Regions from separate parts of the Mus musculus genome. Here region 1 is linked to region 2. A link is a loop called in an ENCODE intact Hi-C map of the cell type or tissue named here. Cell type or tissue: heart. All regions are shown on one strand. Links, peaks and the distances in the headings refer to the core of each region. The heading gives the core; the rest is flanking DNA.

Region 1 (16,137 bases), core at 3,303-11,302, 51 kb before region 2:
TGCTAGCTCTTTGTGTTCCTAACTCTTTCCTCAAGTGCTACATGGCTTACATGTGCCTGGGTCCACAGATGAGCAGTCCTCCCCTCCACCTGCTAGTGGGGACGCTGCACCATCCATGTCAGTCCTTCCCTGATGACCTCAAGTTTCTCTGGCCACTGGCAGTGAAGCTGAGGAGTGGGCTGAAAGTTGGTAGAGCTGACCCTCCTGGCATTGTACAGAAGTGGGTGTGGAAGCTGGTGGTAGTGGATGTTGTTGACGGAAATGGAGTTACTTCCCAGCACTCAGACTCTTTCCTCAATTACCTAGTAGCATTCTTTCTCTAGCTGATGAAAGAGTAACAGAGGGGCTGGTGAAATGTCTGCAAGCCTGAGGACCTGAGTTGGTGTCCTCATGTACCCGTTAACCTACCATATGCAGCTGCCAAGAACAAAATGTAAAGTCCTCCAAGCTCCACACAGTCATTGTGACACCTCCTTCATTCTTTCTCCCATACAAGAACACACACTAATCAGAGTCGTCTGCCTTAGCAATCTCACAGTGACAGAGCCCTGGCCCGCACACTACCTACTGAGCCCTAACCTATCCCTTCATACCTGCTGCATACCACCCACACCCACACCCGCACTGCCTGCTCATTACTGCCTAAGACTAAGGGAGGCCCGAGCACCAAGGGCTCCCACAAAGTACAGAAGCTCTTAAATTTTACACACACAAACCTAATTCTCCCAGGAGAGCACCTTCATCAGCATGGCTAGGAAAGAAAAATGCCATGATACATCTATGAGACACTCCCACTCCTAAGGCGCGGGGAACCTTGCAGATGAAGAGGCAGAAAGATTGTAAGAGCCAGAGGATCGGGAAATTTGCTGTGAGACTGTGCCTCATAGTAACATCAGAAGCTGTGTCGTAAAGTCTCACCAATATGACCGCCCATATGGTCACCAGTATGACAGACATGCCAAACTGGGGAAAGCCCACGAGGCCTCAACCCTAGACAAAGAACTAGAAGCAACTAAATAAAGCAGGGGCAGGGAGAGGTGGGCCTGAGGAAGGAGCACACTAATGGTCAGCCCTGAAAACATACAAGTGACACTCTATAACATGTTATACTTGGGGATATATAGGTGTGTGTGTGTGTGTGTGTGTATACCAATGTACACACACACACATATATATATATGTATACACTGCATCAACAGTTGATTAAAAAAGATATGAATGAAGAAAAGCAGGAAGGGGTTATGGGAAGTTTGGAAGAAGGAAAGGGAGAGGAGAAATGTAATTAAAACCAAAAGTAAACATCAATAAAAAGATAAATGTCCTAAGTGGACGCTGCAGCCATGTCATCAGGGTTCCCTTTGTCCCACATCCTTTGGAATGACACTGCCCTTGTCCATTTCTATCCGCATAAGGGAGTTTCTCTTGGGAGTATATTATTCTCCCCTGCACTCTGGCTTTGATTAGGAACATATCACAACATCCACTTTTTAATATATTTGGAACCCAACACTGGGAGTCATAGAGACCAGCCTTATTACTAGGATCCATCCCAACTGCTATTGCTACAACATAGCACTACTGCTATTCTGTCTAGACAGAATAGGTTGGTGCTAAAACCTCTCCGCACAGAAAGTAAGACTATAGACTTTGGAATACTATATAGACTATAGAGTCAAGAAATTTTTTTAAACCTATCATTATTACCACCTATGTCTGAGGCAAATTATATGACCTTAATTCCTGTTTGTTTGTTTGTTTTCACAAGTAATATGCAGACTGACGGCCCGGCCTCCCTGGTGTGAAGCATGCGGTAGTTCTGAAACAGCTCCCTGGCCAGCAGTGCACCACTGGAGAATGTCTTAGAAATCCAAACTCTCTGATCCCCGCAGAATCAGGAAATCCAGAGGTGGAGTACAGCAGCATGGGCTTTACAAACCCTCAGGGAAGATGATGTGTGTAGAACCTGGTGGGCCACCGTTGTGCAAATTAAAAGAATTCACACAACCTGCACATCATAAATAGTTACTCATTTCTAAGTAACACCATTAGCATTTCTAAAGTACTGAAATGGACCATTCACAGGGAAATTTCTTATGTCCCTTTCATAACTGCCAATTTGACAGCCAAAAGTTTGAGGTTAAGATTTCTGATGAGCATATGAAGCACACATCCCAATACTTTCACCATAGATATAATGGCAATATTTAGAAAAAAAAGTAATTGAGATGATCTTAGTGTTCTATTGCTGTGAAGATGCACCATGACCAAGGCAGCTCTTGTGAAGGAAAACATTTCATTGGAGCTAGCTTACATTCAGAAGTTTAGTCCATTTTTGTTCTGGCTAAGCATGGCAGCACACAGGTAGACATGGTGCTGGAGAGGTAGCTGAGAATTCTACATCGAGATTGGCAGGCAGTAGGAAAAGAAACACTGGGCCTGGCTTGAGCATCTGAATCCCCAAAGCCCAGCCCCAGTAACAAACTTCCTCCAACAAGGCCACACCTACTCCAACAAGGCCATGCCTCCTAATTCCTGTTACTTAGTACCACTCCCTCATGAGCAAGTGTTCAAATATATGAGCCTGCAAGGGCCAGTCCTATTCAAAACACCACAGAGATCTGTCTATAAAAATCATCTCACTTCCTAAAAAGAGAACTATTAGAAGAGGGGTGAGACTTTGCTCAGAAAACAGTCCAGATCTGCTTCTACACGGGGAAAAACCAAGTGGGAGAGTTTGAGCTTCAAAATGCTAAATCATAGCTCGGAAACATGATCAGGTTAGCTTGGAATTGCTCAAAGCACACATAATGGCATGGTATGTTCTAAAGAAATCTCATTATACGTGCATAACAGGACTAACTGTACCCCATGAACCTTCCTAACAAAGTTCATTTCATAATGGAACCCTGGAAAACTAAATGAATTTACCTTCAACACAGGGTGTTTGGATATAAACGAGTTACATGCAGGATTCTAAAATAATGGTGAGTTTAGAACACTTTCTCATAACCCATTCTTTTAGAGAGCACTAGACAGCAAGTCCCGCAGAACTTAAATATGTGGTTCATACGGCAAATTATTCACGTAAGCTCATAGGCCCTAGGATTCCTCGCTGATAAAAGGAAAATGTTAGAAATCAGATCACGAACGTCTTTCACGCTCTTGTATCCCAACAGACTTGAGAAAAGCCCAAGTTTTTCAAGTTTTAATAATAAACTAAACCACACTTACTCACCGGAACAGTATGCACAATTCTAGTGGTGGCTGTTGGGTGGGGTGAGTTTGCTTATATGTTAAATTACAAAGCTGCTCGGTCAGAATGTTTGGGCTGATAAGTAACCAGGAGACATTTGGGAATCCCTCTCAACCAGGACGGACCCGGACCCAGCCCTCCCCTCAGAGGAACTGGACACACACCATGCTGACTTGGTAGTGGTTCTAATGAGCCTTTATGAACAGTGGCACGGCATCCTGTGGATTCAGGGCCTTCAGGATTCCCTTCGAAAATACTGATAACACACGGTACTCCTAACATTTGGCCTACAGTTAATGAACACTATCTTCCTTGAGCCCAACAGAAAGGCATGTCTGCCCCTGCTTTGCAGATAAGAGAGTCGTGAGCCATTCTGAGAGAAGGCAGCAGAGCCAGGTCTTGTTTCCAGCTCAGCAGCCCAGTCTCTCTCTTTACACTTAATTGCATGTGTGCACACATGAAGAAATATGTATGCCATGACACATGCATGTGGATGTAAGAGGACAACTTGTAGGAGTCAATTCTGTCCTACCAGGTGGCTCCTGGGGATGGCACTCGGGTTGTCAGGTTGCTACCAGGCATCTTTTCCCACTGAGCCACCTTGGTGGCTTGAGAGCCCCAGCCTTAGTCAGGGTTTCAAAACATTTTTTCTATATGCCCATAAAACATGGCCAATATCTCTTTATTTTCTATACTGATGGCCTAGAAACTGTTTATGAAGCAGAAAATGTGTTGCCCCTAACTATGAACTAAACTAAAAATACCTACAGCCCACTGAGCCAACAGGGGACCTGCTGGCCTCATTAACTGCCACATCTGAAAGAGCAATCAATGTCGGTTTAAGTCAGAGGTTCTTTAAAATACAGCCCCTAGAATCAGAAGGTCATGGATATCTTCCCCTAGCATGTAAACATGACTATAAATTCAATATTCTAGACTATCCCCTATATTCGACTAAATACCATAAACCACAGGACTATTACAAGCCAACATATGAATGTACTCAGACATAACTGCTATCTTACAGACATTTTAACCAAGTCAGTTCTCTTCTCTATGAGTATCCCCTTCCCCTGTTGGTCTATTCATCTACCGTCCTCCACGAAGCCAACCACTGGCCCACCACACCCCCTTCTCACTCTGGGCCTATTAAACTTGGGGATAGCTAATGTGAAACTTTGTCAGACATCTGGCTCTCACTTCAGGACCACTAAATGTGTTGTCACCCATATGATCTCCTTAAGTAAGATATCTCAATGGTATCGGGTCTAATCATCCAGTGCCCAGCAGCACTTCAAGGTCAAGTGTCTGGTCTTTCCTCGTTAGGATGCTGTGACTCGGCGTAGCTGTCAAGGCATGAAGAACCAATTATCGTGTAGCTGGGCTTCAGAGTTCATATCATTAGTCCACAAGCCAATGAAGGGCTAAGGGTATGCTTAGTGCTGGAATGTCCTTTCATACTTGAAGAACGTTCTGTTTAACTAAGCCTGCGGAAATAAGGCTTTCTTTCTGTCTCTCCTTTCAAACTGCTTCCCTGGAAAAACACAAACTACTTCCAGCCATAAACTGAAGTGTTATACCCTTTTCCTGGCATTTTCCTCAGTTCTCTATACCAGTCACTAATGAGTAACTTGATGAGCAAGCAGTATTCCCAAAAGACAGAAAAGGGGTCCATTCCAACAGTCAACCTGAATAGAAAAGTGTTCTCTCTGCCTCTCCAAGTCTATGTGATTTTACTGGGATTGTGTTTGTTGGGAGAGCTCTGTTTGTTCATTCAGTATTCGGTAGAGCACTCCACCGCCCTGTTTAGTAGGATAGGAGTATGTCATTTAAAAGAAAGTAGTTGTGTCCCATGGCATGAACCAGGTGCCAGCCACTGCTGGAGTGCTCCACACATGTTATCTCACCACATCCTTGTACCGTGCTGTAGGCTGGAGACTGTTGTACTGGCTTAGATGAGAGCCTGAAGCTAATAAAGAGCCTCTCTGCTCAGCTCTCCTGAGTCTCCTGATGCTTGCAGTGTCCTGAGCCGTTCCTCCCATCCCTCCCTCTCCTCTGGATGCTAGCACCTCTCGTTTTCCCATAGGTTATCAGATATACTGCCATGGCTGTAGACCTCCCTTCATGACCACTCCTACTGTTCCTTTAACTACCAAAACTACGCCCACCCTAACTTTAACCCCTCAATACATCTGTGTTTGAGGGATTCCCACCTATGTGCTCTGAGAGTTGACTACACAGCAGAGCCCCCGCCCAGTCTCAGGTCTTCTTCCCAACTCTCCTAGTAAGTAAAGCTCCCCCAGTCCCAGAGAGGTTGTTCGTCAGACTGGCTTGGGATACAGAATGCTTGAGCTCTGTTTCTGCTTCTGACTCTTCTCATCTGTGGGACTATAAAAAGTCAATTGACTTCTGTATGCCTCCTTTTTATTTTATTTTTCCTGTGTGTGCATATGTATGCAAGTGCTCACCGGGACAAGAGGACAATGTTGGGTGTGTCATTCGGTAGGAACTGCCCACTTATTTGATACAGGGACTTACAAGTAGCTAGGCTTGCTGGTAACTTAGCCATAGGACTTGCTTCTGCTTCCCCAGCTTTGGGGTTACAAATGTACATTAACACCACACCTGGTTTTGGTTTTGTCTGTGTGTTTTGTTGGTTTTTTTTACCCCCCCATGGAGTTTTAGGGAATTGGGCTCGGGTCTTGCAAGGCAAGCACTTTACCAATGGAGCTGTGTCTCTAGCCCTTTGCCTCAGCTGCTTGAGCCTCATAGTGTACTGGCTGCGGGTCTTGCAAGGCAAGCACTTTACCAATGGAGCTGTGTCTCTAGCCCTTTGCCTCAGCTGCTTGAGCCTCATAGTGTACTGGCTGCCTATAGCTGCCAGTTTAAATATGGCGGCATGTGTGGCGTGCTGTCAAGAGTTGGTTAAGTGTTCCTAAAATACCATCTATCCAAACTCGCCAGACTCTTAATAGAGAGCTCTAAACCCATGTTCACACAGATTGCCCTGGTTAAACCCACAGTGTCACAAAATGACTCAAAAAGACGTGAATGTGAGAAAGGGATTTGTAGAGGGCGGGAGACAGGGTGAAGAGGGAGATAAATAGAAGTGGGGGTGACAGGAATCAGAATGAGATGTACAGGGATGAAACTGTCCAAGCCCCAAGCTGAATAAGAATTCCCTGCTATATCGTCACTGCATAGATGTGAGGAGTGGGAATGGGTTCAGAGAAATCGAAGGGGCTCCCAGAATGCCTTGCGGTTCTTGATTGGCTGCACTATCAATTTTTAGGCACATTATATATAGATTCAGAAGATTTTGGTGCATGCACCTGGGCGCCTCACCAGCATTTGGAGTTTATGAATGTGCTCTGTGTTTTAAGAAATCTTCTCTCAAGAGACCCTGCCCGAGCTGCTAAGCTGGGCTAGGCATAGTAGAGAGGAGAGTTTCCAGTTCCTATACTGAAGGTTCAGCTAGGAGCGGTCCCGCTTAACTGTGGCAGGTCCCAGAGGGAACAAATACAAGGTAAGGTAAGGAACAAGGGGAAAGGGAGCTGGCTTCTTGGAGAAGCACCCTGGACCTCAGACAGCAGGCGGCGCGGGTGTTAGTGCCTGCGTGCCTTGTCTGTTCAGTTGCCCTGTGGGGGCTGCCGAAGGGATTAGTCACTGGCCCTGTCCATTCTAAACCTCACAGACTGATCTAATGGTCCACCGGGAGCAAGGCCTTGGGAATGGGGAGTCTCTGGCCAGAGCCCAGGCTCTCCCAGGCTGTGTAAGTTAGAGCCTTCATTTCTCCTTCCGTCGAGCACAGAGAAGAGGGATACTCCCATGGGGGCCAAGGGGATGTGGGTGGAACTCACTTGCAGCACAGCACCACTCTGCCCTCCATGCTTCAGTCACTGTGGCTATCAGAATTTCCTTTCTCTAACCTTGCAAGGTTTCTGCCAAGGAGCCTTTTGGGGAAAGGGGTAGGGAAGAGAGACAAAGGAAGTCCTGGACAGACACGCCGACCCTTCCTGTGGTTCTTGTGGGCAAATAAAGCTACTGACGACAAAAGCTAATGTCAGCCTGTTGGCTTCCTAGTGTGGACGCAGGTCTGGCAAGAGTTTGGGGAGTTCCTGGGTTAGTATTATTTGTTCCCTACAACACTAAAGAAAGCTTTTAAAGAGCTTTTGGGGACTAGGGTTATAAATTAATAGTCATGTGCCTTGCCCTAAAAAGCAAAGCAAAACAAACCCTACAAAACTTTGAACGTCTCTGGAAATCAGGGAGGTGACTCAATCGGCTCAGATGACTTCTGCTGAGCAAGGAGGAGGACCCAAGTTAAAATCCCCAGAGCCTACACACAAAGCTGGGTGTGGTAACTTGTGTCTGTAACTCTAGCACTGTGGGAGGACGGAGACAGGAGGATTCTGGCACTCACTGGCCATTAGTTATCTCCAGGTTCAGTGAAAGACCCTGTCTCAGTGGAACAAGACAGAGTATGATAGATGGGACACTAGAGGCCGTCTTCTGGTCTCTACACACTTACACACACGTGCCCATAAGCAGACATACACACATACACACACTCCAAATAAATCAATAAAATGAAAAGCATTTGCATTAGAATGTACGATCATTTGTAGGTAGATGTTCTCTGATCCAGATATCATCAATGGTCTTTCCAGCGTGGAATTAGTGAGCAGATGATTTCTCTGAGTTCAACAAACTCTGTAGTACAGCATTGCTGGGCTAGGAGGACTTTGCTATTCCAACAAAATAAACCAACCAGTGTGATGGCTCACCGGGCAGAAGCACTTGCCAGGCAGGACTGATGATCTGAGATCAGTTACCTGGGAAGGATGAGAATCAAGACCTGAAAGTTGTCCTCTAGTCTCTACAGGTGCAGTGTGGGGCACTCATGCACACATGGCCTGTACATGACTCCATACACACCACACGCACGCGTGCGCACACGCACACACACACACACACACACACAAAAATGAGGATTAAACTTTAAAAAAAAATTTGAACCTACAAAGTCTGTCCAGCTCAAATTTAGTAATTGAATGAGTTCTGTGCTAAGTGTTATGTAGATGAAGCAGAAACGGTAAGCTATTTGCACATCTGACCACAGTTGGCTAGATTTTCCTCTTGCCTGATCGTACCTTCTACTGTCTTCTTTTCTAGGTGTTCTCTGCTGAAGTCAGTTCTGCTGTTGAGCCCTTCCAACTTCTTATTAAGTCACCCTTCTATGCCACTGCTTCTCTTTCTTTCCTCTCAAGGACGTTTTTGTCCCTTAGTCCCCGTGCATCCTTGAGTCTTAGCAAGCTCTCCTTAGGGCAGCTCTCTGGACATTGGTGAGCTCAAGTTTGTAGGAATTAAGGTTAAAGTTAGGGTGGGTGCAGTGTTGGTAGTTAAAGGAGCAGTGGGAGTGGCCACGAAGGGAGGTCTACAGCCATGGCAGTGCATCTGACAACCCACGGGCAAACGGGTGGAGCTCCACTAAGGTCGAGTGGGGTCCAAGAGCCCACATCGTGAAGGAAGGCAGATCACGGGACCCCAGGAGGTTGTAAGGAATACAGGTGGGCAGGTAAGACATTCTTCGTTCACAGCACACGGACTGCTAGGCAGGCAGATGCTGGCAGCCACCTAGACACACGCCTGCTGGCTGGCACATAGGCAGACATGCAGCCAGCCCTACACAGACTAGCAAAGGCAAAAAGTGACCTCAAGGACACATTTATACGGAATCACACAGAGGCAGCATGTTAGCAGGAATGGGTGTGTAACAGATCATGTCACTGTTTACTGCTGGGTCCTCCAGACACAAGATGTCAATCATTTTACACTCACCTATAATCCCAAGGTGCCTAGCATCTGTCATCTTAGTCCATTCTAGATAGCCATATCAGTGTGCTGCTGTCTAAACATCTTCTAGCTTGACTACCCCGCTGTTCCCTTCAGAGAGTGAAGAGGGTGATGCTCTTCACGTGAGCTTCGGAAGAGGAAGCGGTCAGTGCACAAGAAGGGTCAATTGGGGAATTGCCGCAAGGAATGATGGGACTTCTTCCACTAGAGAGCAAGCTTCCTTCTTGAGGCTTCTCCTGCTCCGCTGGCAGGACTCCTGGATAAACAGGGACTATGCAAATTCCCTCTTCCAGACCACTTGTGGCAATGAAATGAGATAGATGTCTGAGGCACTTTGTTCTGTCTGGTACCCTCCCCTTGAGCATGTGATTGTCCTTACACACACATGTGTACACACACACACACACACACACACACACACACACAAACCACAAGAAAACCCCTCTCAGCTGGCATGACCATAGCAAGTTGGAGGGAAGAAACTATTTTTGCTTCTGAACTTGGAGGTAGAATGTCCCCTTGCTTCTGTTAATCCCAAAGATGGGAGGAAAAAGACCACCACCCCAAATCATCATGGCCAAATTCTTTAAATGGAGCTTTTTTATTTGTATACATGAGCTGCCTCCCCCTAAGGTGGGGTTGGAAAGGTCAGCCTTGGATGTGACAGAGACCAGGCTTTTATAGAGCTCAGGGGTAGAGGGGGGGTCCCAAATAGGGGATAATAAGCCAGGTTACAGGAGCAGAACGTAACAGGTGGTCAAAACAAAGTGACCACAAGGGAGTCACAGCAAGCTAGGCATAGGAGGGTCTTAGAACCTTTGAAACAAAGGTAGGTTTGCAAGATGGTTATAAATAATGAAGCAAAGGCATGATCGTCATTCCTGGAACAGAAAGGACAGAACCATTTGCAGTTGAAGCTGAGGGCGGGGGGGAGGGGTGGGGGGAGGCAATAGCCCAGTCCTGGAGAAATAGGTTTGATCATAAACAGGAATGAACCTAGTTTGTCTTTCCTATAAGGTGGCTTTTAAGCCTAAGATGGAGGCAGGTTGGTTCTTCACCTCCACTAATGAAGACAGCAATTCCAGGCCCCTTCTCAGCAACCCTTTTGCGGGCATCACCAATGAGAGACAAATCAAAGGGACTCAGCCCCTGCTCTTGTTTCTGCTTTGGTAAACTGAGAAGTTTAGGCTCAGAAGTTGCGAAATGGAGGGAAGAAGATTGCCTAAGGAAAACACAGGCTCCGAGTGAGTAAAACTGAGAGCGGGCCACAATTTACAGTGAGACCATCTCTCATGGGGCTGGGGAGAGGGCCTAGGACGAAACCAAAACAAACCAGAGGAACTAAGACAGATGCCTTTCCAAAGTTCTCATCAAAAACCTAATGGGCCGTGCTCTGTGGACGCGATGGTGCTTTACAAACTAGACGACAGTCCTTCATGATGTCTAGCTGCAGAGCCAGACCCCTCTTCTCCACCCACAGCCAAGAGAAGCGCTGCTGTCTATGCACCACTGATGTTTCTCTTTGATTGTTTTTTTTTTAAATAGATCCAAGAGGAATAGACATTTGGTGTCATCCTCCCCTGATATATAGAAGCTACAGAGGCTTTTAGAAGATACAACAGACAGATTATATGTAAATCAATAACAATTTTTCTTTTGTTGCTCAAACCATGAATACCGACTAGCTAGGTTTCATGATATCCCAATAAGGTAAGTGAGTTTTATGATTCTGCTCCAATCCAATTATTCTTTAGTGTTTTAATTAGCCTAAATGATTTTCTTTCCCTCTACAGAATTTTTTTTTCCAAATCCCTACGTTTTCATCAAATTGTCTTGCCACAGCTGAGTACAAGCAGCAGAGACAGCTAAGTGCGGTGCAATTAGTCAGACAAAAGTGGAGAAGCATGGGAAGACAGCATTGGCGAGGACTGGCAGGCATAGCTGAAGAGTAGCTGAAGGGACCAACCCAGATGGACGTGTGGGGGAACACCCAGTCAGGTACAACAGAGAAAGGCAACCGACTGATAAATGGGGGCACTTGGTAGCAGTTACAATAGCTGAGGATATCCTGAAGCCAGCTGACATACTAGATTTCTCCCAGAGGGAACATGTGTACCCCTCCCTTGTCTGTATCAGAAGAGTGTTCTCTGCCTGGTGGGTGTGGGCTTGTCCATGCAACCTTCTTTGTACATGAAATGTTAAATGCATTAGGCTTGCTTTCACCGCATACCTTACAATGAGGGCCAGGGGCCTCTCATCCCTCTACCCTCCCAACACCACGTTCTTTCTCTCTTTCTCAGAATAAATCAGAACTAAACTAAAAGCTAAAAAGCAAAAGACAGAAAATAACAAAAACAAAACAAAAACAAAAACAAAAAAACACACAAAACATCAAGTCTATTTGATGTTTGTTGGCCAACTACTCTTGAGCATGGAGCCTGCTCTGGAATGTGGCCAGAATACCCAGTGTCATTCCATTGGAGAAATTTAACTTTCCCTCCCTCGGTAGGTATAAACTGCAAATAGCCTCTTGATTAGGAGTGGGACCTGGTGTTCACTTCTCCTTCCTTGCTCTGGGACTCTGTCTGACTTGAACCTGTGAGGTCCTGTGCCTGCTGCCACAGTCTCTGTGAGTTCATGTGTGACTCAGTCCCACTGAATCTGCAAGGCACTGTTTCCTTGGATTTATCCACCACCTCTGACTCTAAGAATCCATCTCCTCTTCCACGTAGATCCCTGAGCCTTAGTGGGAGGGGTTTGATTTAAAAAAAAAAATCCCATTTAGGACTGCGAGCTACATAGCCCATACCTAAACCACAGCAACAGACTGATGAGCAGGGGTTTGTAGTGTGTTGGTGCCATTAAGCTATGCCTTTGAGGCTTCTGACAAAACGAAGAGAAGACCTGGCCCTGGTAACGCCAGTCCAAACAAGGTGAAAAACAGAACAGACCCGGATTGCATCCACTGCTCAGAGCAAGGCTGAACAAGATTATTCCACCTAGAAAGTTCTTTCTGGCTTCAAGGCCCCACTAAAGCAGCTTCTTACGTGACCGTCTTCCCAATGCCAGTGGTTTTCCGGTCTTCAAGTGGGAGCCTGCATGTCGCTGTCTTAGGGGGTCCTGCCCTGACTGTGCTCCTGTCAAACGTATGCCTACTTTTTTTTTCTCATTTTTTTCTAAATGCACCCAGCTCTTTTTCATCAGAGTTTGATTGTATGTCTTGTTTGTCTCTCCCATTATTCAGTATTCCCTGAGATCCATGACTATAATGGAAGCTTTGCTTAACTCTAGCGTAGTCCTTTCTGTGTAGCAGACATTTAGCACACACGTTTGGAATGAGAGTTAATAAATCTCCCCCTGGTGTATGAGTGGATGATTACTACCCTGATGGCCTGGGGGAGATTTGCATCAACAATGGTAGACTTGCACCCACTACCCAGTGTCAGAAGAATGCAATGACGGTGTCTATGGGTAGGCTTGACCTGAGAGACAGGCATATTATCTTCAAAGCAAAGTAGGACAAAATTTAGTATCTTAACAATTTGCTCTCAAAGTTTTTGTTTATTAAGAACTTGGGAAGAGTTGGGCTGGGTATTTTTGGCTTAGATGTCTGTGATGAGGCTGGAGACTGGTGGTAACGGGAGAAGCTAGGACTAGCAGCCAGATGCATCTCTGTACCTAATAGCCTCAAGGCTATGTGATATTGCTGCACAAATTTGGGCATGGCAAGTGATGGAGATGTACCTCAGTATCTCACCTCATCACAAGAGAAGTCTCAGAGTCACCTGTGTTTCTCACAGGCTTGGCTCAGGTCCTTCTTGGCCTGAACCCCTCCTCCTAACTACAGCTACAGCCATTAAGGAGTTTCAAGCGTGCACTCCTTGCTCTTTTATCTGGTGACTTTCTGCAGAACTGCAGTCAGTCCACAGATCCTACAATCCTGTTGAGGCTTGGTCTTGCTGTCTATTATAACACTAAGTGGGGGAAGCGTACGAGGGCAGGTTGCTGGTGGCAAGACCTAGAGTCTGCACATAGACCCAAGTGACCCTGCCCCCAAATTACTTCTGACTGTTAAATAAAGATGGCAACAGGCAATAGTTGGACAGAAGAGATATAGGTAGGGTTTAGCTTTCCCAGGCTTGGGGAAAGGAGAATGGGGAAGAAGGTGGGAGAGGGAGGAGAAGCTGCCATGGGTTAGGTGAGCCATAAAAACATGGCCCTGAAGTTCAAAGCAGCATAGATGAAACCTAGTAAGGAATAATTCAGGGCTATCGATAGGAAAGTAGATTCTAGTAGCATAGAAGGTAGATATCTGCCCAGCTCTAGTGCTGATTAAGGCTTGTTGTAAATATAAGCCTAATATGTGTGTCTTTTATCCTGGAACTAAATGGTCAAAGGTGGTGTAGAAACCCCAAACTGGGATTTAAAAATGTCTACAACACACAGGGTCATCCAGGAAAAGGGAGTGGCTAAAATCTCCAGGGATAATCTTAGTCTACAGTACATGGGAGCCACTGGACAAATGCCCTAGGGATGGACTGCTCCGGTACCATCATGAAAGACTCGGTGGCACCATCGTCTAAAGCAGGGAGTCCAAAGAGGTGGCCCCATCGATTATATTCTTCCTTCTCCCTGTCCCTTCACACGAGCTTCAGGTCACCTTACAAAGAACGCTATCCCTCCGCACAGCCCTGTCATGAATGCTGCTTTGGGAGAAATTTAACTAAGAGATGAATGTATTGGTGAGGTAACAAAATCCCAAACATGTCTTCTTAGTCATGCAAAATTACTGGCAGGTGCAGGTGCAGAAGGCAGGTTAATGGCAATTCGAGCATCGGTAGACGTGCGCTTTGGTTTGTTGTTGGGAGCTCATAAAGAGGAGGAGTAGGTACTGTCTATGTCTCCTAGGGGAAGGAATTCTCATAATAGACATGATGAATCTGAATATGACTCCCACACACACCGAGAGAGAGAGAGAGAGAGAGAGAGAGAGAGAGAGAGAGAGAGAGAGAGAGAGAGAGAGATGAAGGTCTCCCGGATAGATGGTAAGACACCGAGCTCATAAAACAGAGATTGTTATTCACATGTCTGTAACATCTGCACTCTAGGCTCAAGATGGAACCTGGACAAGTTTTACTCACAGAACGAGTGAGATGCAAAAGTGGTCTGTCCTGCAGACTCATGGAGAAAGCAAAACAGTTAGGGCAAAGACTAGGGCCAGGATGAACATCCTTAGAATTTCAAGAACATAGGCATGCTCGACCCAGAAGCTTGAGCAAGCCCTCCAGTGCGGTCCCTCACACTTGGTTTTGAACACAGTGCCAGCTTCAGACATGAGGAAACAGGTAACCTAGTAACTGCTGTGCCACTGTCCTTGTCCCTTCACTTTCTGGGGTTGTGAGGGCTTCAGCAGGACCCAATGCCTTCCTCCTTCTCCTCCCAGAATGCAGCCGTTTTCCCTCATGACCACGATCACCCCTGGCCTAAAACTACCCTTCACCTCATTTCCCTCCAAAACGTAATCTCACAAATTTCCGTCTCCTTAGGCTTAGCCCACTCTCCAGCAAACCAGATGGATGCATCTGGCATTCAGGGCTGATGATAAGTTACCCTGTTAAGGACCATTTGTATCGTAATAGCACTGTCTACGCCTCAAGCCCTCGAGACCAAGCATATGCTAAGCCCTCGATAGAAAACCCACAGGAGTACTTTGGAATATTTTTAAAATTCCAAGGGAAACACAGAGGCATCTGTCAGATTGTGCACAAATTACTACTATTAAGTTATTTGGATTTACCTACTTAATAAGCACAAACTGTTAGAAATTTGTTCACAGAAGCCGTGGGGACGAAAGTAAATGTTCTGTGAACAGAACGTTTGGAGACGTAAACCTCAAACCTAAGCAGGGGGTGGGGCGGGGCGGGGTGGGGCGGGGGCCGGCGGCCTGTGAGGTTACTTAAATGTTCTCAGGAAAGAGTCTGCAGAAGTACCCAGTCCACAGCCTGGTGATTCCATCCTTCCAGCTGGTCAAGGTCCCTAGCTTTGTCACCAGACTCCTACATCTTCCTAGAGAGTGACTTCAAGACTATCTATTCTAAAGCACTTCCTGACCATGGCCCCAGGGAGAGAGAGAGATACTCAGGGATCATGAGGTTCTGTGGTAGACCTCCATGTGGGGAAAGAGCAGAAAGCAGCTAGGTCCACAGGTTCACGTCTGTAAAATATTACAATTAAACTTATTCTTGTTTAGCTTCAAATGAATGAGACTTAAAACTATGATTTTTATTTATTAAACTCTGCACAATTAATGGGGAATCACCCCCAATCTCTATCACTAGTCTGACTACTACCTCATCTGTGCTCCCCAAATTCTTACTGTTGGAACCTCTCCGGGTTATTTCTGTCTCAGCAGTCTGGAGTCCTGGGGAGACATTTTACTCTGACATATGCTGCTGGTCCATCACAACTAATGGAGACCTCCTGTTCTCTCCATCTTCTCTGAGTGTTCTCTCTCTCTCTCTCTCTCTCTCTCTCTCTCTCTCTCTCTCTCTCTCTCTCTCTCCCACACCCTCCCTCCCTCCCTCTCCCACTTGTGGTGCCTACCTGTGACCCCAAGTCTGGTAACTCAAATCTGCCTCTCTGTATTCCCCCCACTAATTGGCTGTCACCAGTTTCACTTAACCAGTAGTTTTAAATTAGGAAGCACGTCTTACACAGCAAAGGCTGGTGGTATACTTGAGGATCCTCTCATCTTGAAGCAACCAGATCTTGGGGCACAGAATTTAGCATCTGAGTACCAGCAGCACCAGACCACCCACCCACCCACCCACCACCACCCACCCCCGCACGTTTCCATAGAGTCACACTCTTCACTCTTCCAAATCATTTAGTTTGGTCCCATCTTTTCTTCAACGTCTAAGGATAGTCATACTGAATCTACATTAGAATGTAAGTTCCACTGAAGCATGGTGGCATATGTACACTACTGTGCAACCAGTACCTGCTTTACAAGAGTGCCTGTTCTATAA
Region 2 (16,137 bases), core at 2,917-10,916:
AGCTTCTCATTTACCATGGCTGGCTGAGACCCGGTTTGTCATTAGCTGAGTGTGAATAGATGCTGAGGAACACTGTTCACAGTGTTGGCCAAATGTTAGGCTGCAGTGTTGGAGCATAGACGAGTGGCCTAACCAGCAAACATTCACCTGTCAGGGTTTGAAAGGCTGCAGGTCCCGGGACTGTCATAAACACTGTAGAGCCCACCACTGTTTTGTACACAGGATTTGTTATAGCTTCACACAAGAGGTAGGTGACAGAAACTGTCATGTCTCATTATTACCGTCATTATTATTACTTTTTGAGAATGGCTGGCCTTGAACTCACAGCCCTTCAGCTTCAGTTTCTCAAGTGTTGGTATAAAAGTGCCATTATTATATGGAAGCATAATGTCTCTTCTCACAAAGGGACTAATCTCATTCATGGTGATTCCTCTGTAAGTGCACAGTCTACAACACTGTTTAATAATATCTTGTAACTCATTTCCTTATCAACTCAACTTGACAAGCTCTTATACGCCTATTAACACCAGCCTACTCTAGTCTGACCCACAGATAACGATAATACATCTTGGCAAGTCACATCTCCAATCTTCACTTTCTCAGTTGATCCAGTAATAGAAATGGCTCTCAAGTCATATAAAGAAAGTGTGTGCATGTGTGTGCATGTGTGTAAAGGTACAATTTAAGAAGTAGTTCCCACACCATTGCATACACTAGCAAGCGTTTGCTGAAAGGACCCTGATATAGCTGTCTCTTGTGAGACTAGGCCAGGGCCTAGCAAACACAGAAGTGGATGCACACAGTCAGCTATTGGATGGAGCATAGGGCTCCCAATGGTGGAGCTAGAGAAAGTACCCAAGGAGCTAAAGGGATCTGCAACCCTATAGGTGGAACAACATTATGAACTAACCAGTACCCCGGAGCTCTTGACTCTAGCTGCATATGTATCAAAAGATGGCCTAGTCGGCCATCACTGGAAAGAGAGGCCCATTGGACACGCAAACTTTATATGCCCCAGTACAGGGGAACGCCAGGGCCAAAAAGTGGGAATGGGTGGGTAGGGGAGTGGGGGGGAGGGTATGGAGGACTTTTGGGATAGCATTGGAAATGTAATTGAGGAAAATATGTAATAAAAAAAATATTTAAAATTAAAAAAAGAAAACAATGTACAATCAACCTTACTTGCCTTGGATTTCTCATATAATAAACTTTTACAACCTCAAAAAAAAAAAAAAAAGTAGTTCCCATGGGTCACACCTGTGGCTTTCAGTTAATGTCTGTCCCTGAGGTAGTTGTCATTGTTCCCTTTAGTGGAAGAGGATCCAGAGGCTCAGGAGTGTTGTCTTGCTCAAGGTCACTCAACTGAACTGGATAGAGAGCACCCTGACAAACAGACCTGAGGCAATCTGCTCCAAAGCCATGGCTCCCAAGCCCTGCTTGCTACCACAGCACAAGCGGCAGTGACCAGCCCCATCAGAGTGGCAGGTAACAAAAGCCAATGATCAAAGAGAATTTACCAGACACAAAAGGCTGGCCGACCGCATGCTGAAGATCAGATCCTGAAGAAAACATTTGTCCCATACAAAACTACAACAGGACTTTTCTGAATATTAAGCCTTGTGCAAAGAGCTTTGTGACATTGATGACCAATAGAAAATGCACTTACTCAAGGAACAGGCAGGAAGTTAATCATTTTAAAGAGGCTTTTTTGGTTTGTTTGTTTGTTTGTTTGATACAGGGTTTCTCTGTGTAGCCTTGGCTGTCCTGTAAGTCTCTCTGTAGATCAGGCTGGCCTTGAACTCAGAGAGATCTGTCTCCTCTACCTCCTGAGCACTGAAATTAAAGGTGTGGGCCACCATACCCAGCTGAGGCTTTTTTTTTCTTCTTCTGATGGTTCAGAATTGTTTTATGAATATTAAAGAAATATTATCTCTGATGTGAACAATTAAAAGGAAGCCAGTATTGAAAAAAAACAAATTAAAGCTTTATAATATCTACGCAGTTATGAGCAGGGGGAACTGCTAAATCTGAAATGACAAAAGGGAAACCATCACTTCAGAAAAGGAAAGATCTAGAAACTAGACTTGTACAAGTGAAATGCTCTTCACTGGAATAAGTCTGGGGAACATTTTAAACCTCAGGACTAGGTGTTTGGAAAGCCTTGTAGTGAGAGCCTTATGGCTCTGTGGTTAGTACGAGACAAAGCTGTTTAACCAGGACAATGGCTTCGTATTTCTTCTTTCTCCTCCTCCTCCTTCTCTCCCTCCTCCTCCTCTCCCTCCTCTTCCTCCTTCTCTTCCTCCTCCTCCTCCTCCTCCTCTTCCTCCTCCTCTCCCTCCTCCTCCTCCTCCTGCTCCTGCTCCTGCTCCTCCTGCTCCTCCTCCTCCTCCTCCTCTTCCTCCTCCTCTCCCTCTTCCTCCTCTTCCTCCTGCTCCTCCTTTTCCTCCTCCTCTTCCTCCTCCTCCTCCTCCTCTCTCTTCTTTCTATCCATGTAGTGTGCACTACCCCCCACAAGCACCAAGGGCTTCTCCCTGTGCATAATCACTGTTTTCCAAGACCACTCCCTCTGAGGTTCCTGCTTTTGAATCTCAGAGCTCCAGTGAAACAGACTGACAGCAATGCATGCTGGGTGGTAGGGCAGGTGATAAAGTCAGCCTAGAAAACGGTCTAACCCAGTGTCTGTGCTGTTTTTATTGTTGTTTGTTTTTTGTTTTCCAATTTGTCACAAACCTAGACCAGCCTGGGAAGAGGGAATTGTAGTTACGGGGTGGCCTACATCAGATCAGGGCATGTCTGGTGCATGCAGACATGTTTGTTTTTTGATTGCAACTTAATGTAGGAGAGCTGGACCCACCGTGGGTGTGGGGGAGGGGTGTACCAATCCTGGGTGGGTGGGCCTGGGCTGTGAGGAAGCAGGCTGAGCAAGCCAGAGGAAGCTAATAAGCAGCACTCCTCTGTGGTCTCTGGTTCAGTTCCTGCCTCCAGATTCCCACTTTGGGTTCCTGTCCTAGCATCCCTCGATGATGAACTGTAACCTGTAAGCTGAAATAAAGCCCTTCTCCCTCAGATTGCTGTTGGCCATGGTGATGATCCTAAGCACGGAGAGCAAACCCGGCCAGTATCTATCTTCTCGGTTTGTAGCTAAGCTTACCCTGAACAAATACCAATGATGTCAAGAAATTCATTCCAGAAAAATATATTTCATCTCATACAGAACAGAAAAACAAAAACAGAAGAAACCACCTCCAAACATTCATGTTTCACAGTGAAGAGCAAAAACTTATAATTTTGGGTCTTATAGCATTGTGGTATCTAAGAATTCAGGGCTGAAGAATAGACCCAGGCGGGTCCAGGCACAGCCAAACCCACCCTGTAGCTAAGAATGTCCGGCCATAAAAGATAAAAAAGAGAGTGCAGGAACTAGCCAGGGCTATTAGGACGGACCAAATGGCCATCTGGCAGGATGGCACCTCCGGGTGGCGCCTCCCTATAGCCCACCATAAATCATACATTGACCAGGTGTCCTGCTGACCTCGAGAAGTCCAAGCCCTTGTGCCTCCCTACACCTTAGCCGGCACATACTGCCCTGTTAATTTGTAATCACACCCCCCCACACACACATTTAAATAAGCCAACCATGTTTAACCCCGCAAATTCTTTCGGCTCCCCCCTTTTGGTTTGTGGTTTTTGCCTTTATAAGCCTGTAAGAAGTTTGGGCAGGGGTCGAACTCCTCTGCCCCCTGTGCGGTGCATGAGTTTCACCCCAGCATGCTGGCTTGAGCGCTCCTTTGTTGTTTGTGTGTTTGTGTGCCATTAAAGCCTCGTGTACTTACAGCGAGATCGGTCTCAGCGTCCTACTGGGTGTGCGCGCCTTCCTGAGGTGGGATTCCCGCCGGGGTCTTTCAACAGGAAACCATCGAGGGTTCAACCACAGTCCTGAACTCAGGGGGGAGGAGCAAGGTGCCACAGGCGTTCATTAGGAGTCATTGTTTCTTTTGATCGAATGCTTATTCATCACGAAGATGAATTTAGTCAAGTGTTTGAGGAAACAGAAATGGAGGTGGTACAGGATGGAAGATGATGTGAAGGCCAATCAGAGAGCTGGCAGGCTGGCATCCACCTGTCCCAAGTTCAAGTTCAAGCCTGGGGCGGTTCACGGGGGAGTGTTTGAGATTCACTCCATTGTCAGCTTTTCCTTTTCCCTCCTGGCCATCTCTGAAATCAGGCCCTGAGCAGTTTTAGGGGAATGTTCTGCAAATTATGATCTATCTATATCCTATGACGGATGCTATTAAAATATGGTCTAGTTTTTAGTGCCTTTTGCATCATGGTTTCGAATGCTTAAAACTTCCTTAAGAACCTTATATCATAGAGGGCCCTGAAGGTCTCGTGGAGTTCTAGAGGGTGTTTGGGTGACTGTGTTTATGTTCCCTTGGGCACTGTAGACTAGATCTGTCCGTATCACAATCTCTGAATCTAGTAACAACTACATCGTACATCAGAACGCAACTGACACTTACACGTGGGCAGTGGGGTTAAAGGTCATTTTTATTCCTGAAATACTTTTTCTCTTTTAAGACTGTCCACAACTCTTTTTAATGAAAAAGAGCAAAATATTTAATTTGTAAAAAAAAAAAAAAAACACACACACACACACAAGGAAGCTCAGAAGAAATAGAGTGCTTGTTTCTGACATTTATTGGAGAACTAATAAAAGAATTCATCACTTTGGGGCTAACTAGGAACAAACAGAGAGTAACAAGAGAGAGAAATCTGGTCTTTCTGTGTCTGAAGGTCTGTGATCTCATTTCTATCACCCAGAGATGCCAGTGTAAATAGATGTATATTTTAACTCTGCCCTGAACAGCCAGCAGGACTCCTTAACTGAGCATGCTCAGTAGTAGTCCGACCCATAAGGAACTTTCCCTCACGAATACACACAGGCTCCCAGAGTGAAACCGCGAGGTTTCTTTTGTTCTGGAAGGACGCTGCCTTGGGAATCACTCTCATACTCTCATTACTGGAGACGAGAGCCCTTTCTCCCTGTTATTGTGCTAGGCTGTGTTTATTCTGGCTTTGCCCTCACTGAGATGGTCCCGTTCTGTTCAGTGACAGGGATCCAACCAGAGCCCTAAACACTGTGCATAGCAGCACAGATCTATAATCTCAGAACTCAGGGGACTGAGGCAGGAGAATCAGATGCTCACATCCATCCTGGATCACACTGTGAATCCAAGGCCCTTCTAGGCTACCTATTAGAATCCTATTTTTTTTTTTTTAATGTAAAAACTTTTATTGAACTTTTGAGTAACAGTCGTATTTTTCAAAAGTACTTGGGAGACAAATAGTGAGATAGTGTGCACACTTACTTGCTAAATTTCTTCTGCTAGATTCTTTCTAAGGTGAGTGTGTGTGTGTGTGTGTGTGTGTGTGTGTGTGTGTGTTTATTCATTTGTTTTGCTCTGTGGTCTCACTGTATAGTCTAGGCTAGCCTTGAGAACTTACGGTCCTCCTGCCTCTCCCTCCTGACTGCCGGGATCATAGGTGTGTGCTACCATGCCTGGCAAGTCTTTCATTACTTTTAAAGATTTCAATTTTTAAACTTAAGTGTGTGTGTGTGTGTGTGTGTGTGTGTGTGTGTGTGTGTGTGTGCCTCTGTATTTGTATGCCTATGCCTCTTGTGTGTGTGTACCCTCAGGGGCCAGAAGAGGGCTCTAGAGCCCCTGGAGATGGAGTCGTAGGGCATTGTGAGGAGTTCATTGTGGGTTCTGGAAACTAAGCTTGGGTCATCAGCAAGTGCTCTTAATGGTCCAGCTACATTTCTACCCCTGATTTTTTTGTTGTTGTTGTTTTGAAAACCAGGATAATAAAAAAACCCTGAATAGCAGGGTTCCCTCACAAGCTTGCTGTAAGGGTTAACAGAGATCAAATTGATAGAGCACAAGCCAGCATTCCATGATGTGTGCCTGTATGAAAGCATCAAATGATAGGTGATGGTGATGATGGTGATGATGGTGATGGTGACGGTGATGATGATGTGTCCGATATTTGGATTCTTGAGGGAGGTAGTGACATAGACTAAAAGGAACCCTGAGATCATCCAGGAGCTATTGCTCAACTTTTGCCATGTGAAAAGACTGGGTACAAGGCAGGATCCCAGCAAGACAGGTGATGCGCTCTGTTCCAAGAATGAACTTGAAAGGGCTTGATCAGCAGATCGCTTACTGAGGGGTAGGGAATTAAGCTCCTGTCTCTGTGAGACCCCAGCTCATAAAGAAGAAAGACTATTTTGGCTCACAAGGCCAGAGGCTTCCGTCGTGGAGCCTGAGGAAAAGCAGGTCACCATGACAAAGAATGACCGTGAGTGCAAAGCTACTCACCTTTTGGCAACCAGGAATCAGAGGAGGACAGGAAGTAGTTAGGGTTCCCATACTATACTTAAGGACACACCCCATAACCTAACTTCCTCCAACTAAGTACTAGCCTCTTCAAAGCTCTGTCTCAGCATCACAGACTATCAAACCTTCAGGATATGGGCTTTGGGGAAACATCCATGCTTCAAACCATAGCATGCTGACAGAGCTAAGGGAGCCATCAACAGACGGGGAGGCATCAATAACTTGTGACTGCAAGCCACTGTCAACCACCACTCCTGCCTGTGACGGTCAAGGGCAGGGAGTGATGTCACCCAAACTCAGTAGTGGCTGGAGTCCGGGAAGAGAAGCCAGACCACAGGAACTGTGCTAGCAGAGGAAGTCAGGCAAAACCCCAAATGCCAGCATGGTGAGAAGAAGCAAGACAACAATTCTGAGGGTCTTCTCTTAAGAGAGAAACCTTCTCAACTCATTTTCCCCCTTTGTGTCTGTCAAAAACCAAAGCACAAAACTGAGCCTGGGTAACAATAACACAGATTTGTTAGTGGCTGAAGAAAGAAGTGGGAGCCTCGTCTTGAGAAGTAGCTCACAAGTCGGCTTCTCGGGACAGAAGGAGGTAAAGAGGAATGGGGGAAGGGCAGGCCAGTGAAGGGGAGGAACATTTATAGTCTTCCTGAAATAAGCAGGGCTTTCCCAGAACACTTTCATGGTCTGGGGTTTCCTGCAATGGTGGCTGGTGGCATGTCACTTAGCATGAAATTGGAGAATGATGAAGACTGTGGTCTTCTAGAAATCATTTGAGTGGCCATTTTGGATACGGGTGGTTTCACCTTGAGATCATGAAGAGCAACGTCTGCCCTCCAGGCGTCCTGTTCTCAAAGATAAACACAGACAGGGTGGTAGGCAGCTAGGCAGGCTGTGCAGATAGCAGACTGGGTGTTGGAATAAGTTTCAGCTCCTCTCTCCTCCTGACCACATATTTCCTGCTGGTGTGCTGCTAGCTAAAGTTCGCCAGAATTCATGCTGCAAGGAAGCCAGTGTACCACACAGGGCTGTGAAGGAGAGGGGCAGAGGAACCAGCCCAGCAAAATTGTAACCGCAAATGTTTCCAAAGCTTTGCCTCTTCCCTGGGCGGGTCCGCCTGGATGGAAGTTGTGTGAGGAAGGGCAGTCACTTGGTGATAGCACCCAAACTCCTTTCAGGAAAAAAAGGGGATGAATGAAAAAAGAAAAGATAAAGAAAGGACAAGACTGCTCCTAGGTATGGTGGAGGAGAAGGTTTATTATAGATAAAAGGAAGAGCATGGCCAGAGGCAGACACATTTGGGGGAGGCCAGAGAAGACATGACCCTGTGCCTAGCCACCAGGGGAGAGGGGACTGGGGAACAGAGGGAAGAGAGAAGGGAGGAGAGGAGAGAGGGGAGGGGTCAGAGAGGAATAGAGGGGAGAGGGGAATAGAAGAGAGAGGGGAGAGGGGAAGAAGGAGAGGGAGAAGGGAGAGGAGAAAGGAAGGGGAGAAGAAGGAAGAGGGAGAGGCCAGAAGGGTAAAGGGTAAAGTCAAAGGGGCTAGGTCATCAGAATGGCTGATTATACAGGGAAGAGCCACTGGGGAAAGGGCAGACCAGCCCCTGAGCTCGAGTAGTTTAGGGTAGCGTTGGGGTGTGCCAGCCATATTCTGTAACAGGTAGGAACCAGGGGATGCTGGGGGAACCTGGTGGACAGGTCTGCCTTGATGGTTTAAGTAGACACCGCAGCCATTTGTCCCAGGTTTGAGAGCTAACAGGGGAGCCTATTGATGGAAAACAGAGACCTACCCACGCCAGGCGATCCTTGTGATGTGAAGGGTTCTAAGAATTGGGGAAGCAGATTCTAGCGAGCATGAGCCACCCACACGCAATGGTGTTCTCCTGTGAAGGCACCCGGGAGGCTCACCTTGTTTCAAAAGCCTTTCAAAGCTTAAAAGAAGAAATGAACCCCTTGCCTTTATTAGGATTTCTATTGCTGCAATAAAATACCACAGTCAAACGGCAACTTGGAGAACGTCATTCAGCTTACACTTCCACATTGCTGTTCATTATCGAAAGAAGTCAGACAGGAATTCAAACAGGGTAGGATCCTGGAGGCAGGAGCTGATGCAGAAGCCATGAAGGGGTGCTGCTTACTGGCTTGCTCTTCATGGCTTGCTCAGCCCACTTTCTTACAGAATTCAAGACCACCAGCCCAGGGGCTGTACCACCTACAGTGGGCTGGACCCTGCCCCATGACACTAATAAGAAAATGCCTTATAGCTGGGTCTTATGGAAGCATTTTCTCAATTGAGGCTCCTTTGTCTCTGAGGACTCTAGCTTTTGTCCAGTTAGCATAAAACCAGTAAATCCCCAGACTACAAAGCAGGCTGATGGTCCAGCTGATGTAACAGGCTGAAGGAACTGAGTACAGAGTCAGAATTCTGGGAAGAGAAAGTGAGACACCTTGGTGATCAGGTTGCAGAGGGAGTTTGGAATGAAAGCCTGAGGGAGAGATGGACTCTGCCAGATATTAGGATGTCTCCCAAGAGCTCTATAAATAGAGCTCTATAAATGTTTAAGGCTGATGTGTTTCCGGTGTGAAATGGCATATTGTAATTGTTTCATTCATTCATTCATTCATTCATTCATTCATTTTGTTCTTCTCTGTGCCAGATACGGTGCTGGGTACTAAGGACAGAACAAGGGGACACTCTGCAGAGATGTGTCTTTCTGGTCGGCGAGTGCTTCATGAGACTGAGAATAAATTGGTAAGATTACCCATTATAGAAGGGTCAATAGGATTCTAAGGGAGGAAGACTTCTCCACCTTACAAGATTAGAAAGTAGAGACTTAAATGGAGCGAAGCAGTTTTTGTTGCTTCAGAACCTATCATAGCCATTAATAGCCTGGAAACCTTTACCTACCTGGGGCTTCATCCCTCTGTATTTATTGATTCTATTTGACACTGCACACAATCACACCGGAAGCACACACATATATTTATATTTCTTATACAAGTGTTTCTCAGAACAGTGTTACTCTAAGAAGAGGCCACAGACCAACATACGTTCACAAACTGACAGCAAAGCCAGTGTTGTGTGACAAAACCTTCCCTGGAAAGGACATTCTCTCTTTGCCCCATCTACTGTGAGAATGAAGAACATTCTCTGAAATCAGACTGTCGACATTCCAGAAGATGTCGACATCACTCTGAAAGGGCACACAGCCTCAGGGGAACTCTGCAGAGGGACTTCAATCACATCAATGTAGAGCTGAGTCTTCTGGAAAGAAAAAGAAAAGGCTCCGAGTTGACAAATGGTGTGGTAACAGAAAGGAACTGGCCACTGTCAGAACCATCTGCAGTCATGTTCAGAACATGATCAAGGCTGTTACACTGGGCTTCCGTTACAAGATGAGGTCTGTGTATGCTCACTTCTCCATCAACGTCGTTATCCAGGAGAATGGGTCCTTGGGTGAAAGCCGAAATTTCTTGGGTGAGAAATCCATCCGCAGGGTTCGGATGAGGACAGGTGTTGCTTGTTCTGTCAAGCTCAGAAGGATGAATTAATCCTTGAAGGAAATGATATTGAACTTGTTTCAGATTCAGGGGCTCTTATTCAGCAAGCTACAACAGTTAAAAACAAGAATATCAGAAAGTTTAAGGAGGGCATCTCTATGTCTGAGAAGGGGACCATGCAGCAGGCTGACGAGTGAGACCTCAGTTTCCTGGCTCCAGAAACAAGATCCTGATCACAAGTACAATTTGAGCTCTTTGAGGAAAATATAGGATTTATATATTGGTAAAAAATCCTCCCCTGGGGAAACACGACACACTTCTATTCACCTAGATAGAAAGTCCCATGACAGCCCCAACAGACCAAAGTGCCAAAGTCCTACTTGGTTAACGAATGAATTTCACTGGGGTTACTTACAGGAGCACAAATGAATCAAAAAATAGCTGCATCACCAAGCCCACCCCAGCATGGGTGACAGCTCAAAACTGGGAAAACCTGGAGCACACTGTACAGTCTGCAGGCAGCTCAATAGGTTGAAATGTGTCCTTTCCAGATATCTCAGCTGGTTTCTGCTTCTTCCAGGCGACTGGTTTGGTCTAAATCTTTGCAGCTTTGCTTCTCTGAGAAGGACTCTTAGCTTTTAAAGCTTAACTCTGCCAGGGAGGGGACTGGTGAATCTAGTCAGTTTCAGGGACTTCCTGAAGCTATTTTGAGTTGTTTACCTTTCTGCTTAAGGAGTTTCCCTGTAGGATGGAATGTTTCGCTCTTGAGGAAACTGTTACACAGCACATAGAGATAAGGAGTGGACCTTTTCATGTCAATCTTGTGTCTTTGAATCTAATAATGAAAATATCTACATTTGTATTTTGTAGGTCTGCTTTGTTATCACGTTTTCCTGGTGACACTAATTGTATTTTATAAAAGTCTTGGTCAGTAAATCATGAATGATTAAAAAGAAGAAAGTCAGAGCCAGGCGTGGCACATGCCTTTAATCCCAGCAGAGGCAGTCGGATTTCTGAGTTCGAGGCCAGCCTGGTCTACAAAGTGAGTTCCAGGACAGCCAGGGCTACAGAGAAACCCTGTCTCAAAAAAAAAAAAAAAAAAAAAAAAAAGCACTATAAGAAGTTTAAAAGGCATCACCTGGAAGATGCTTTAAAAATGTGATAGTTCATGGCTGGGGGGTGGGGGTGGGGTTACCAAGTCATCCATCCATCCATCCATCCATCCATCCATTTAATCATTCTTTTTGGTGGTTGACACAAGGTCTTACTATTTAGCTAAGATCAGTCTTCAAACTCCTGATCTTTTTGCTGCAGCCTTCCTAGCTCTGGAATTACAGGAGAGCACCACCATAGCAGGCTTTTGGTGGCCCATTTAAAATCAACTGAAGAGTGTTTTGCTTTGTTTTTTAAAAGCCCCTGGGCAACACTCCAGGTGGTGACGACGTTTCTTCTCTGTCCAGTACGCAGGCAATAAGATCTTAGAAGATCCATAGGTGCTTCTGGTGTGACCCTGGATGAAACCAGGGTATGGTGGGCTCTGAACTCATAGAGAGTAGGGATGGTGGGCTCCAGCTGCACAGAGGATGGACTGGTGGGCTCTGGCTGCACAGAGGGCTCACCAGGATGCCTTTGAATGGACCACCTGACCACGTAAACTTGAATCTAAATCTTTGGTGGTGGTTCCTGGGCAATGATATTTTCATTAAAATGGTTCTAGATTATTTCCAGAGGGTTGGAAAGAAAAACCAGCTGAGGATGAGGTGGATACAAAAGAGGGAGTCAGTTCAGTGCCTTTTCTAGGAGTCAGAAACAGCTCTTCTGAGATTCCACACCTCTTTCCCATCATGGAGCTACAGGGATAGCCGTGGCTGAAGCTGGAGGTCCCTGGTTAAGAAAGCTGGGTCCTGTAGCAATCACTCTGGGCCTCTTCACAGGATCTAGTGAGAAGCAGAGAGGCTCTGGCCACTGCTACTTATGAAGGCTTGGCCAGCCAGGTGCCACGACTCCAGTAGGCAGAACAAAAAGCGGCACCTTGACTCTTTCCCTTAGAAGCGCTGTGACTCTGCAGACAGGGTTTCGGAGGGAGGGGAAGGCTGGTGGAGGTTTGTGCTTGGAGCCCTTTGTGCTGAGCAAACACTTTCATCCTAGCAGCAGCTGCACTACCGAGCGCTCCATCACTTCCTAATGGATCCTCTGAAAGGGTCCAGCTGTTCCTTTCCATCAGGTCCTGAAAGCATGCCTTTCATTTGAAGAAAGCACACATGCATTAGGACTCGATGGTATGAGGGGGTTTCGGAGTGGAGGAAGGCAGTAGACGAGTGTTGACATTTGCTGCTAGCAATTGGGGCCAAATAATTATACCTATTAGAAAAAAGAAAAAAACATGTTAGCGCAGGAGCCATGAGGCCAGCCTGGAAGCAGGCTGCCAGATACAGTGGCAGCTCTCTTGTCACAAAGCTCAGAGATACTTCGTTTTTCTGCCGGTGTAACTGCTAGGGTCTGAGTGGTTGTTCTGTTGAAATCTAATCCTCAGTGTGGTGGCACCAAGAGGTGAGCCAGATAGCCTAATGGTTAGGAGCTCTTTGCAGAGGGCCCTGGTTTGGTTCTGAGTACCCCCCCCCCGTGGTGGTTCACAACCACCTGTAACTCTGGTTCCAATATATCCTATGACGTCTCTAGCTTCCATGGGTTGTTGTAAGCATGTGGTATTAATATATATACTCAGGCACACATACACATAAAATAATAAGAAAAAAATTAAAGGCCTTTGCTCTCATGAAGAGAATTAGTACCTTTATAAGAAAACTGGGAGGGCTTCCTTGCTTGACTCTTCCGTTTTATGAGGCGATACCTAGAAAGTGCTGTCTATAGAGCAGAGTGCCCATATCAGACACAGAATCCGTTGGAAGACCAGTCTTACTTTCCAGTCTCTACATCACAAAATACATAAACAAACCCCCTGATGCACATGTAGAACTATAAATGATAAATAACTTCCGGGCTGGAGCAATAGCTCATTGGTGTGAGGTCTTACACGCGTTCTCACGACCGGCCAGGAAAGACACAACAAACCAGAATCTTTTGCGGCAAAACTTTATTGCTTACATCTTTAGGAGCAAGAGTGTAAAACTTAAACCCAAAAACGAAAGCGAAACCCCGTCCCTATTTAGGAGAGTTATCCTTTGCCTAGGACGTATCACTCCCTGATTGGCTGCAGCCCATGGCCGAGTTGTTGCCACGGGGAAGGCAGAGTACATGGGGTGGAGAAATACCCTTGGCACATGCGCAGATTATTTGTTTACCACTTAGAACACAGCTGTCAGCGCCATCTTGTGACGGCGAATATGGGGGCGGCTTCCCACAGTTCCCCCTTTTCTATTAATAAGAGCAATAGGCCACCCATATTAATGAGAGTGGAGATAGAGGTCAAATCCCCAGTGTGCAGGTAAAGGAGCCATGTACAGGATTAGCTCTTAGGCTCACAGGCTTTTACCCAGAGCAACCCTGACCTGCTCCCATGTCGTTTTACCTGGAGAGAAGGACACTTGGACACTCAACCTTCTTGAAAGATGACATGTCTCCCTAGAATAGGCTCATATATGCCGCAGAGCCCTTCTACTGCAGTGCTTAGCCGTGTAACTCTCTCGGGCTGCTGAAGCACACTCACTCTATCCCGTGCAATGAGACTAGCCTCGTGGTGTGCAAGAGCTGAGTGGCCAGCGATCTATTGCTTAAGCATAGATAACCATAAATCAGGGGAAGCACCATGTTCTAGTCCTGTAAGCGCCTGGGCAATAACCACCTTGTCTCTCCTAGTTTGGGCCTTAAGCTTACAGACCAACCAAAGAAGCAACACTAATCCACAGCAAAGTGTATCTCCAAATAATATCAATCCCACCCATTCTTTAAAGAAGGAAAATGCTGAGGAGATCCAATTGGGTAATCCTTTGGTCAGGGACAGGTCCAAGCGCGTGGAGTTGACCTGAAGTCTCAATTCCCGAAGGATCTGTTCAAATTTAGCCGTCCAATTCTGTAACATATACTGAGAAAGACTTTTTGACAAATTAGCTGTCCTAGTAAATTTCTCATACTGAATGGAAGTAACACACAATCCCGGAAACTTTTGTTCACATCCCAGCTGAGCTATTTGCCATAATACATCTAGTTGTTTCTGGACAAGATCTATGAGTTGATTAACCAGCATGAGACCACCCTGTATCATGACATTAGCTGAGGCCTGTTTATCTATGACTGTAGTCACTGAGGCTGACAAAGTGTTAATAGTGTCAGTCGTCTGGACCTGTCTAGACAGAGCCAAGGCTGTCTGAATCAAGGCCAAACCCAGTTCCTAGTTAGTGGTAAAAAAGCAGGGGAATATTTGAGCATTATACATCACCGGCATTGGGAGTGGAAATGTTGACATTATCCCCCAACGCTGCTCTCTCTTTATTATTGACGCCCTGGACATCACCAAGACGAGGGACATCAGTATTCCCTTGGTCAGTCTGGATTTTTCGGGTGAGTCTTTCTGGTATCCAAAATGGGTTGTCATCATTCTGTGGGAAAACACAAATAGCTCCCCTGGATCTTATCAAAATAGGATCCGGGCCATACCATTTATTATTAAGGACATTTTTCCATTTAACCATCTCATTGGGCCTATCTGGCTCTGAACAATGACGTTTAGCCGCAGTATGGCCATGAGCATCAATATTTTAAAAATTGAGTGTAAAGAGTGCCATAGACACAGACACTCTTGGTACTCGGGGTAGAGTCTCGATTCCCCTCTTCTGTTTTATTAGATAGGCTTTGAGGGTGCGATGCGCACGCTCAACAATACCCTGTCCTTGAGGGTTGTATGGAAGTCCAGTCAGGTGGGTCACGTCCATCTGACGGCAGAACTGCTGGAATTTTTGAGATGTATAAGCTGGTCTATTATCAGTCTTAAGGAGTTTGGGTTTCCCCCAAGCACTCCATGCCTCAAGACAATGTTGAATCACATGTGAGGCTTTTTCACCTGTTAAAGGTGTGGCAAACATTACACCAGAGCAGGTGTCAATAGAAACATGTAAATATTGATTTCTCCCAAAGGAGGAAATATGCGTGACATCCATTTGTCAGACCTGTAATGGCCTGGCATGAGTAGATAAAATTTGACAACAATCTAAAGGCATTATTAAGTAATCAGAATCACTTTCAGTAGAACCAATCCCTCTGGCAGCTCAAGGAATACCAGAGGAAGGAAAACAGCCATGTAGGCTTGGCAAAATTATTAGTTGAGCTATTCTGTCCCTTTGTGATATAGAAAAGACAACTTGAGGACAAGAACAGAGAACCTGAAGTTCCCCTTTATAATCCTGATTTACAACTCCAGGGTGGACAATAAGACTTTGTAGGCTGCAAGAGCCTGCCTCTGTTATTTTGGCCACAAAATCTGAGAAGGACTCCTGAGGTCCCTGGACGATCTTTGTTAGTTGTCTAGTGGCTTTACCTGCTCGGGAGAGCGCCTTTCAGGCCCTAATAGCCTTTTCATCTGATTCAGAACTACTAAGAACTGGCTCCTTGAGCTCATCTAGTGATGAGTATAGGTTCCTTCTCCTAGAAACCTCCGCTAATTGATCTTTTTTCTTTTCTTTTTCCTTTTCCTTTCTTCTAATCTCTCCCCAGGTATTCTTACCTGACCTTAACTTTTTCTCGGGTTCAAGACCCTTGGAAAGGCCTGTATACTTATTTTGTGTACCATATTTCCTCTTTGCTCCTACTCTCTCTCCCGCTTTACTTCTGATAGATTGCCCTGAATTTCATCCAGAATTTTTAGCCCTGCCTTAACCACTTGATAACATGTGAAAAGGAACAAAAAGGCTCCTAACACTAGAAAAAGTTCAAGGCCAAACATACCTTGTAAAGCTATTTCCTACTTTACTTCTGATAGACTGTCTTGAATTTCGTTAGAAAGTTCAAGACCAGACTTACCTTGTAAAGCTATTTCCCACTTTACTTCTGATAGACTGTCTTGAATTTCGTTAGAAAGTTCAAGACCAGACTTACCTTGTAAAGCTATACTTACGGGTACCCTGTTCCCCAGCTGAAGAGTTCTGAATTCACGCAGTTGAATCCTTCTCAACAGTCTGTTTTACGGGAACCTTTATGACCGTGACCCGCAGTTCTGGTTCCGGAATGAGGGATCTTCCTTGCGCCAGTGATGGTTAATTCCCGTCCCGAGTTTTTTTGTTCCGGGT

What was found. A loop is a pair of places that touch in the nucleus more often than their neighbours do. Peaks named below come from ENCODE experiments on the same cell type or tissue, not always from the same donor. Only the 100,000 strongest peaks of a DNase experiment are listed, where the experiment ranks them.
Region 1: it touches region 2 in a loop (2.8-fold over the local background); 1 of 42 quality-filtered maps calls a loop at or near these places.

The regions. Positions count from the first base shown.
Region 1 is chr3:144,670,768-144,686,904 of GRCm38, reverse strand. It overlaps Sh3glb1 (SH3-domain GRB2-like B1 (endophilin)), which reads left to right. Exons shown (of 9, transcript NM_019464.3): 9 at 1-3. Among named protein-coding and RNA genes, the nearest start is that of Sh3glb1, 41 kb to the left of the region's middle. In heart, for the core only: no CTCF peak of the experiment used is centred there; a DNase peak (open chromatin) is centred at 7,034; H3K27ac peaks cover 138 bases.
Region 2 is chr3:144,619,360-144,635,496 of GRCm38, reverse strand. It overlaps the pseudogene Rpl9-ps8. Among named protein-coding and RNA genes, the nearest start is that of Selenof, 57 kb to the right of the region's middle. In heart, for the core only: no CTCF peak of the experiment used is centred there; DNase peaks (open chromatin) are centred at 6,666 and 7,376; H3K27ac peaks cover 1,668 bases.